2 separate regions of the Homo sapiens genome follow, and region 2 is linked to region 1. The links are chromatin loops, found by intact Hi-C in ENCODE. Cell type or tissue: PC-9. All regions are shown on one strand. Region 1 overlaps ABTB2 (ankyrin repeat and BTB domain containing 2). Region 2 overlaps APIP (APAF1 interacting protein).

Region 1 (5,000 bases):
TGGTCCCTTCATGTTGATAAGGATGAACTGAAGACGGATGTCATGTAGAATGTATTCATATTTATGAATGAAGACACAGAATGTTAGACCCCACAGAGGACGCTCCCCCGTGCTGCTGCTTTTAGCCTCGTGAGAGCCCAGACACATCACCGTCATAGGCGATGGATCCATCTTGCTCAAGGCCACTCCAGGTGGGGGTACAGACCCAGGACTTCTGGCTCCAAGACCCAGGCTCATTCTGTCACCTCCTGTGGCCTGGGGCTCTGGGATGGATGCAGCATGGGTGGTGCTGCAAGGTTCCTGGGGGCTGACCTGCTCCACGGCTACCCCGCAGATCCTCCTCCTACCTGCCAAGCCCATGGCCTGGAGGTGCCCTTCCAAGGACCCAAGGTCCCTCCCAAGGGCTCCTCCTCACGTGTGGACTTGCTAGTTCAGGCAGTTTACAGAGCACCTTGTTTGGGCCAGGCGCTGGCATGTGAAGGTGAACTAGCCACGGTGACTGTCCCAAGGGTCCTGTGCTCAGAGTGACAGGCAGATGAGCAGGCAGGCAGTCTCCACGCAGGGTGAAGAGGCCTCCATGGGGGATGCAGGCACTGGGTGGGGTGGAGCGGCCTAGAGGTGGTGATGTGAAAGATGGCGCCTGGAGGGTGAGGGTGGCTGGGGTGGGTGAATGTGGGGGTGGGCTGGAGACAGCTGGAGAGAAAAGCATTCTAGGGGAGGGGACCCCAGCCAGAACATGAGGCTGGTGGCAAGAATGGTGTCGGGGAACTGGAAGTAAGTGTCCTGCCTGCCAGCCCTGCTTATCCAGCCCCGCTTTTCCAGCCCCGTTTCTGCCCTGTAATAAGCCCTTGTCTGGTCTCCCTTTGCCCCTCCGTGCTGTCCCTGACTTCAGCCTGCTGCTGTCCCGCCACACCCCTGGGCAGGCCTGGTCCCCACAAAGCAAGCTCTACCATCTGCACCTGGGGCAGGGTGCAATTTTGCACCAGAAGCCTCTGCACAGCTGAGCCGTATGCTATTTGGACGTCCAAGGCCACTTGGGCACTGGAGGACCACCAGCAGGCATGGGAAGCAATGTGGTCCTGAGTGGGCTCTGGCAGCTGCAGAGTGGCATCTCACTGGGAAATGGGACGGTCTGCCCTGGGCGTCGGGAGGCCCAGGCTCCAGTCCCAGGTCTGCCAGGAATCAGCTGTGGGGCCTCCCCCATCTCTGGGCCCTGTGCAGGCTAAACTCCCCCATGTTTCTGGTTTACTAGCACACAGGCCCCCTGTTTTGGGAAAGGTCTCCGGGCCTAGCTCTTTTGCTCCCATCGGGGAAACTGAGGCTCCTGTGAGCTTAGTTCAGTGCCCTCATGTCACACAGGGTGGGAATCCCGGGCAGGTACCTGTGGCCGTGGGCAGCTGAGTGGCTGAAGCAGTTCATGTCCTCGTGGAGGGAGGAGCCCATGCCGTGGGCCTCCAGCATGCTGAGGAGGGGGTCGGCGCCTCGGCTCAGCAACAAACTGACCAGCTCATAGTTCCCTGAAAGAGAAGGTGGGCAGCACGGAGGACACTGAGACAGTAGCCGCCAGGGCAGCTGAGGCGAAAGGGAAGGGAGAGCAGGATTCTCGCAGCTCTGAGTGCTGGAATAAGTCAGTAAACCCCACACTCATCTGCATTTGGTGGACGAAGTGAAGGGAGAGGAAGAAGGCTGGCCGTGCCCTGCCCCTGCTCCCCCTCCCTGGGTCTCCAGAGGGAAGGGCCTCCCTGCCCTGCTGGGTCCTGCCAGATGCTGAGCCCAACAGAAACTGATGGGTGGGGCCAGGGGAAGCCCCCAGTGGTCCAGAGAAGGGGTTTTAAGGCCCCTGCATGGGGTCCGTGTGTGCTAAAGAGACCCCTGCACGTCCAGCTACATGCCTGGCCAGGCTGGGGGGCACTGCAGGGAAGGGTAGACAGAGCCTCCGGGTAGCAGGTGCCTACCTGCCGCAGAGGCCAGCTGCAGGGGCGTCTCCGCATAGCTGTCCTCGCCGCCGTTCACTGCCGAGCCCTCGACATGGGCACCAGCATCCAGCAGCAACTGCCAGGGGCACAGAGGAGGAGGGCACTGCTCAGCGTGGCAGGGAGCACCTGGGAAGGGCCAGGGTGCTTTCGGGGACAGGGCCTTTGCTTCTCTCCAGGCATGTGACCAAGACACAGTTCACCCCAGCAGCTGAGGAACTGGAACTTTAGAACTCCAGGTTATCCTCAGGGCTCAAAGTTTCTAGAATCTTCAACTCCATTATTGTGGTCCAAGACCAAGCCCCTAAGCTGTGAGGACCTCTGAGCTTTTTCCGTCTTTCAAATGCTTTCCCATGAACTGACTGCAGCCACCTTTCTGAGAACACATGTGGATGAGCAGCACAGAAAATGTTGCCCGCAATCTATGGTAAACCATGGCTCTGGGTGGCAGCACGTGTTGGAGTCAGAAGGAGCAGGGTGTCAGTGCTGGCCACTGGCCAATGAGTAACCCCGAGCAGGTACTTCAACTCCCAGAGCCTCAGTCTTCCTCATTCACAGAATGGGAAGAGGGGCTTGCTTCCCTTAGGCTTCTTGTCGGAGAGGTACAGCAGGTACCCCAGGAAGGCAGGTGGTGGGGCTGAAGCAGGAAGTCCCAGTCTAGGACAGCAGAGGGCCTCTCCCCATGCTAGCAAGGGCGGGCTTTGACAGGGGACAGACGGGGCAGGGTTAACAGATACCAGGCAGTTCCAGATGAGCCGGTCCTGGCTCTGCCTTGGGGCAGGGGTGGGGCCTGCATTACTCCAACTGGTGACTTTCAGCTCCCTTTCCACCTTCCCTGACCAGCTGCTCTGGAGGGAGCAACCTTCCAGCCCTCCCAGGCTCCTGAAGACCAAAGCTTCCTCCAAGCATGCATGGCAGTCTAGGGGAGCCCAACCGCCCTTCCCCTGGATACCAGGAGTGGAGTTCAGGCTGACCTCTCAGTCCCATGGACTGTGGCATGGAGGACAGACATCACTGGAGATGCAGCAGTCAGAAATCAGTCACTCCCTGTACCAGTGCCAAGGCCGTGGAGGCGGGGGCCTGCTCACTGGGGCAAAACTAGGCACGGATCCAGGCAAGCTCAGGGCACAGCCCTGCAGGCCCAGTCTGAACTGAGGTTGGGATTTTGCTCCGGTTCTTATAAGGCAAAGGCGGCAGGATGTGGTGGCCAGTGGGTAACAGCCACTCGCTGAGTCCTTGTGATAGGCTAGGGCTGTGAATCAGCCAGACACAATCCCTGCCCTCAGAGGTCTTGCAACCTAGTGGGGAGCGAGGGTGTCACGCTAACTCCCTGGAAGGGGTGCCATGAAACCCTGCGCATGCCAGCGATCTGAGGACCTGGGAGTAAGTGCACGTGGCTGGAGCCCCTGCTGGCATGGGGAGCTGCTCTGCCCACAGCTTCTGCTTCTAGAACCACCACTGTCCCCACGCCAGCACAGCTACCTGAGCTGAGGTGGGCAACCTGTGGCTTGGCTCGACGGGTGAGCCATGCCAATCCGAAACCTCTCTCAGGAACTAAGGAGGGGACAGAATTGCACAGACCCCATGATATAGAGTTGGCCCTGTAGTAGAATTCACGAGGGAGGAGAAAAGGGAAGGGTCGGAAAGGCGGCTGTAGGCGAGAAAGCTGAGTGGGACTGGGACAGCCCCCAGTGTGCCCGACACGAGAGAGAGAGAGATGCCGGGAGGGCATGACAGGACCCTAGTGCTGCCTGGACCTGGGTCTTGTTTCCTAAAATTCCATTTGTCCTTGCACTAACCCCTTTCCTTGAGGCAACTCAGGTGGGCTGCTGCTCTATCGATCAGGTGAGCTGGCCTCAAGCAGTGCCTTTGGGATCTCTGATTCAGGGCACCTGCCCACTCAGCTGAGGCTGGGGCTGTGCTTGGGGCCCAGGTCACCTGGTAAGCTGGGGGGCATGGTGTTCACCTGGCAGGAGCTCACCTGGACCACAGAGATGTGTCCATGCAGCACAGCGAATGTCAGTGAGGTCCAGTGCCGGCTGTCGGGGTGGATGGAAGGGTGCCTGGGGGAGTTGCTTGGAACCTGGAAAATACCACAAATCATCTGTGTTTTCTGGGCACCCGAGCGAAGGGAGTACCCTGCAGGGATGGTGAACCAGAGTTAACAAGTGCTTTCTACATTCGATTGATAATGTTTGCCTGGAGCACAAAGTGGACAAGGCTCAAAAAGAGAGGATAGGTATTTAATTAGCAATGTCTGCCCTGGGCAAAAGAGGGCAGATGGGGAGTGCTTTATGCTTCAGAGGGAGGCAGAGCTAGAAGTATTTGGGGATGGAAGGAATGGCTGGAGATTAGGCTGGTAAAAGGAGGAAGATATCATGAAAACAGAATCACAGCCCATCTCTCCACTCACTCCCGCCTCAGTCCACTCCTTTTCAGACAGAAAGCCCAAATCTTGAGGAGACTTCCCTGGCTAACAGTGGCCTCTGTGCATCTTGTCTTTCCGGTCTTTTGACACACATCTACTCAGTTGCCCAAAACATCACGCCCAGCGTGTTTGTTGGAGCCCTCGGAGTGATCCCTGCTGGCCTAGGGCCTGGGTGCAGCTCTGTGGGGCTTCCTCACCTGGATGTCCAAGTTTGCCCCAGCATCAATCAACATCTGGACCATCGCTTCGTCCCCAGCAGCGCAGGCGTACATCAGTGGCGTCATACCCTGAGCAAATCAAATGCACGTGCTAAACTGTTTGCAAACAGAACACAACACCATGTGCCCACAGGCCTCTGCCCCAGAAACCACAGATCGGGCACCCCGCCACCCCAGCCGAGCATCCTGTGGTCCCCCAGGCTCTGTGCTTCCTGGGCTGCTGGGCACAGGGCATGGGGAAGGTGAGTGGGGGCACTGCCATGAGCACTGCAGGACACTGGAGCAGGGCCCAGCACAGGCCGTGCAGCCAGGCTCGGTGCCAAGGTCTCCTCTGCCATGGGGAGCTGTAAACTTTATACATGTCATTTGCCCTCTCTGTGC
Region 2 (5,000 bases), 730 kb after region 1:
ATACTTGAAATTGTGGTGTTTTTCCCCAGATTTAGTGCTAATGTTCTACTTACTCATTTTAAGTATTACAAATGATGACTGATGGAGTAAACTTCAAAATATAAAATTAAAAACTTGAGAATCTAGAAATTTCTAAAAGTTCTGATTCAACTTAGACTTGGAGTTAGCTGACTTAAAAGTCTAATCCACATTACTGGATTTATTGCCTACATGACTTTGGGTGTCAGTTTACTTATCCACACAATGAAAATGCTGTGAGGATTAAAATGAGATACAATGGACATAATGCAGTCAGCATGAAATCTGACACAATGTCAGTTTCCTTTTCATTTTAAAGAGCTGAAAATTCTTGAATTAAAATAGCAAAACTATTATAGGAGTTATTAAGAAATTATTTTAGACAGAGAGGGTAAGGTTGGTAAGGTTTTGTTTTCTTTTAATAATGCAGCTTAGTAAGGTTTTTTTTTTTCTTTTAATAATGCAGCTCCAAAAACATTTCTTTTCTAGCAGAAAAGCAGCTTAAAGGGCCAGGATAGCAAGCTTTGATGTGCAAATGCCAGCCATTAGAAACCGGGTCCATCCAATATGGTGATTCCCACCCTCTTCTTGTCACCATGTGTGTCAAGCATCATGGCCACCCCAGATATCTTCACGTGTGCAGAACATCATGGTGGCCTGTATTTGAATATTAAAAGGCTAGGGTGGGAAGGCTAGTTTTTTTCGTGGGCTACCTGAGTGACATACCTGGTCAAACCAATCCCCTGGGCCCTATGAAAATCAGACACCACCTCCTCCAGCCTCCTAATAGAACCGACTGTTTTCCCGCTCCACTTGGGGTTTTCTCTCTCTGCTTGGAGCCACCCTCCATCTCTGTACAGGGGAGCTTCTTTCTTCTTTCTTATTAAACTCTCCATTCCTTAAAACCACTCCACGTGTGTCCATGTTATTTATCTAAATTGGTGCGAGACAAAGGGCCCTGGTGTTCCTTCAGTTATCAGAGCCATATCATTTTGGTGTGTTGGCCAAGAATCCGAGGTACAACATTCATCGGATGGTGAGTATAGGAGCAAGCTTAAAATCTGTTCTATCATTCTGAGGGGCTCTTGGCCTCTATTTTAAAATCAAATCAAATCAATCAACAGGCATCCTTCAGCTGGTTAAAAATATGCTTATCACGACTGCCATTCTAAGGCCTCAGATGTTAGGCTTGCTGGTGGAGAACACGGAGAACCCCCCTCAATACCCACGGGTCATTGGGAGTGTCGGCCGTGTTTCGAATCAGTTTCCTTTCACGGGGAAACCTTACCATCGCGTGAGGCTGGGAAAGTTCTGGCCAGGACACACCCTGGCGTTATTCAAAGGCCTCTGGGTCGGACCCAGCCTCCAACAGCCCATTTCGGGTTTTGGCAGAGAATCCCCAGCTATCCTGTCACAAAACTCTCCTTCTTTTTCTATCCACAGTCTCTCTCTCTCTCTGATGTGCGGGAATTTAGTAACCAGGAGTTTAGCTCAGGAATGCTGTTGCAATCTTCTAGGAACAGAGGGTTCCTTTCCTCCCCCTCCTCCCCGCTCCCACCCAGAGTGAGCGTCTCTCTCTCTGCCCTTGGTCTGGAGAGTGCATGGCATTTCCAGGTCTCTCTACTACTACTCTGGCGAGCACATAGTATTTCTTTCTTTGGTTTTTTTTTTTTTTTTTTTTTTTTTTTTTTGAGGCAGAGTCTCGCTCTTTCGCCCAGGCTGGAGTGCAGTGACGTGATCTCGGCTCACTGCAAGCTCCGCCTCCCGGGTTCACGCCATTCTCCTGCCTCAGCCTCCCGAGTAGCTGGGACTACAGGCGCCCGCCACCGCGCCCAGCTAATTGTTTGTATTTTTAGTAGAGATGGGGGTTTCACCGTGTTAGCCAGGATGGTCTCAATCTCCTGACCTAGTGATCCACCTGCCTCGGCCTCCCAAAGTGCTGGGATTACAAGCCAGGATGGTCTCAATCTCCTGACCTAGTGATCCACCTGCCTCGGCCTCCCAAAGTGCTGGGATTACAGGCGTGAGCCACTGAGCCCGGCCTCGAGCAAATAGTATTTCTAAACCAACAGTGCCACCTAGTGGAAACAGAAATCTTCATGAGGCACATTTTTTTTTCTTTTATGGTAACACTGCAGCTTCCTTTTGCACCACTAGAAATCGGGCTCTAAGCCTCTTCTGTGAACAGGAAAATTCTGCTTTCAACAGATAGGAGTTAAATGTCTTCTGTGGCCAAATTTTAGTCTCAATATTGTCCCATCAGCAGGAAAATGGCCGTTTGGTTCCTACGTTCCTTTAAGGCACCTATTCTGTCTCTGATTAAGGTAGTACTGAGCTAGTAAGGGGATTTTAAGTCCAGAAGTTAACCGGAACCATTTTTCTAAGGGTAAATGCTTTAGCATGGGCCATAATAGCAGGATATAGAGTTCAATCTAGCATACCCCCTCCATTAAAGGGGCCTTGCCCAATTACGTAGTTTTTCTTGAGATCTGTTTTTTTTAGGGAGGTACACAGGTCGCAGAAGTCTAGGAGGTTGAAGGGAAATATAAGCAGAGGACTAGAGCTGCTTGGGGAAGTGCGACTAGGCCCAAAAGTCTAGTTCCTCTGGTGCCATGGCTTGGAGGGTCACACCTACAGTCATGGGCAGCACATTTAACAGGGAGGTGGGACCTAGGAACTAGCGAGGGAAAATAGTTGGGGGACGCCCCCACTGTTTTCTTCTCCACCCTGGGTCATATACAGAAAGGAAGGAGACTAAAAGGACACTTTTATTCTCACTTCTCTTTCTAAACGGGTAACAGATCATCTTTAGCATGTGGTCCCCTGGAGTGGATTTTAAAACACTGGGACTGCTTCAACCCTGAGACTTTGAAGAAAAAATGCCTCATAGTCTATTGCACAAGGGCATGGCCTTCTTATCATCTTGGAGATGGACAAACCTGGCCTGCTTGGTGGAGCCTTGATTTTAATGTCATCCAACAGTTAGATCTTTTCTATAGACAGAAGGGCAAATGGACTGAGGTCCCCTATGTATAGACTTTCTTTGCCCTGTGAAACCCAGACCTTTACAAGTCCTGGACAACTGACCCAGTTCTTTTACCAGCCATGGCAGGCAAGCCCATAGGCCTTTCCCAGAGCTAAAGTAGGTTCCAAAGGAGCAATCTGAGACAGCTATTGAATGTCCCAATGCTTCCAGTCCCCCTCCAATTGTACCATCAGCTCCTCTAGCTCCACCATTTCCAGTATATCCTACTCTCCCCATTTCACTCTTACTGCTGCAGGAAGTGCTTGATGGGAATGGTGCCATGAGGGTTCAAGTTCCCTTTCATTACAGAACCTTAAGCAAATAAAGGGAGACTTAGGCCGATTTTCTGACAACCCAGGTAGGTATATAGAAATTTTCCAAAATTTAACTCAGGTATTTGACCTCACATAGAGGGATGTTACGTTGCTGCTACGTCAGACCCTCACTGAAGCTGAAAAGCAGAAAGTTCTGCAGGCAGCAGAAAAATATGGAGATGAGCAACATGCCTCCTGTAGCAAACCGAGGAGACAAAGAGGAGATAGGGAAGGTGAGGAAGAAGTGGAAACTCCATTCCTACTAGGAAAGGAAGCAGTTCTGGTAGACAACCCTGACTGGAACACCAGTAACTCAGGAAATGAATGGAAAAGGAAGCACTTTTAAGGTGTGTATTAGAGGGCCCATGGAAAACCAGGGCCAAACCTCTCAATTACTCTAAACTGTCCATGATAGACCAAAGACCAAACGAGAATCCCACAGCCTTTATGGAAAGGCTGAGAGAGGCACTAATAAAACATACCTATTTATCCCGATTCAATCAAGGGACAGCTCATTCTCAAGGACAAGTTTATTACACAGGTAGCTCCCAATATTAAAAGGAAACTATAAAAGCAAGCTATAGGGCCAGATAGTACCCTAGAAAACCTCCTAAGAAAGCCACTTCGGTCTTTTACAATAGGGATCAGGAGGAAGCCCAATAAAAGGAAAGGAAAATACAGGAAAACAACAGAGGCTCTAGTAGCAGTGGTGCAAGCTTGCAAAGTCCAGAATCCCCAAGGTGCATCCACTAGCTGTTATCGATGTGGCAAATCAGGGCATTTTAAGAAAGAATGTCCAGGTAGCAAGACAAAGCCACCTCGACCCTGTCCAGCCTGTGGCGGAGACCACTGGAGACAGATCTGCCCCCAGAGACGGAGGTCACTGGGTTCAGAACCAGTCTCACAGATGGTCCAGCAAGACTGATGGGTCCCGGGGGCTCAAACCCCTAGCTCCAGCGACTCAGACTGCCATTACAGCACAGGAACCTTGGGTGATTCTGGAAATCAAAGGAAGGAAGGAAGGTAGATCTCCTTCTGGATACTGGAGCCAGTCTCTCTCTTCTCCTCTAATCCAGGCCTCCCCTCTTCCCATAGTATGACTATAAGGGGTGTCTCAGGAAAAATTCTAACCTGATATTTTTCTCAACCTCTTACCTGCAGATGGGGGGACCTACTATTTACACATGCTTTTAAAATCATGGCTGAAAGTCCTGCTCCTTTATTAGGAAGAGATAGTCTAGCTTGCATGGGGGCCAGCATCCATACAGCCCCAGGACAAACTCTTTGTCTCCCCCGATGGAAGCTAACATTAAACTACAAGTGTGGGCAACTCAAGGAAGGATAGGTCGAGCTATAACCACTAGGCCAGTCCAGATCTATCTTAAGGATCTCACTTCTTTTCCTAACCAGAGACAGTATCCCCTGAGCCCAGAGGCTAGGAAAGGGCTAGAAGCCGTTATTAATAACCTAAAGATGCAGGGCCTCCTCAAACCCTTTAATAGCCCCTGCAACACCCCAATATTAGGAGTGCAGAAGCCCAGTGGGGAATAGAGACTAGTTCAGGACCTTTGCCTCATTAATGAAGCTGTAGTTCCAATGCATCCAGTGGTACCTAATCCCTATACCCTGTTAACTCAAATACC

What was found. A loop is a pair of places that touch in the nucleus more often than their neighbours do. Peaks named below come from ENCODE experiments on the same cell type or tissue, not always from the same donor. Only the 100,000 strongest peaks of a DNase experiment are listed, where the experiment ranks them.
Region 2: it touches region 1 in a loop (7-fold over the local background); 6 of 110 quality-filtered maps call a loop at or near these places.

What each region holds. Positions count from the first base shown.
Region 1 is chr11:34,163,305-34,168,304 of GRCh38, forward strand. ABTB2 (ankyrin repeat and BTB domain containing 2) reads right to left here. Exons shown (of 17, transcript NM_145804.3): 6 at 4,599-4,688; 7 at 3,955-4,056; 8 at 1,956-2,052; 9 at 1,382-1,517. Among named protein-coding and RNA genes, the nearest start is that of NAT10, 60 kb to the left of the region's middle. In PC-9, a CTCF peak has its summit at 2,623; a DNase peak (open chromatin) is centred at 2,747; H3K27ac peaks cover 798 bases.
Region 2 is chr11:34,897,108-34,902,107 of GRCh38, forward strand. The region is part of intron 1 of APIP (APAF1 interacting protein); the gene reads right to left. Among named protein-coding and RNA genes, the nearest start is that of APIP, 17 kb to the right of the region's middle. In PC-9, CTCF peaks have their summits at 2,096 (motif pointing left) and 2,296; a DNase peak (open chromatin) is centred at 2,114.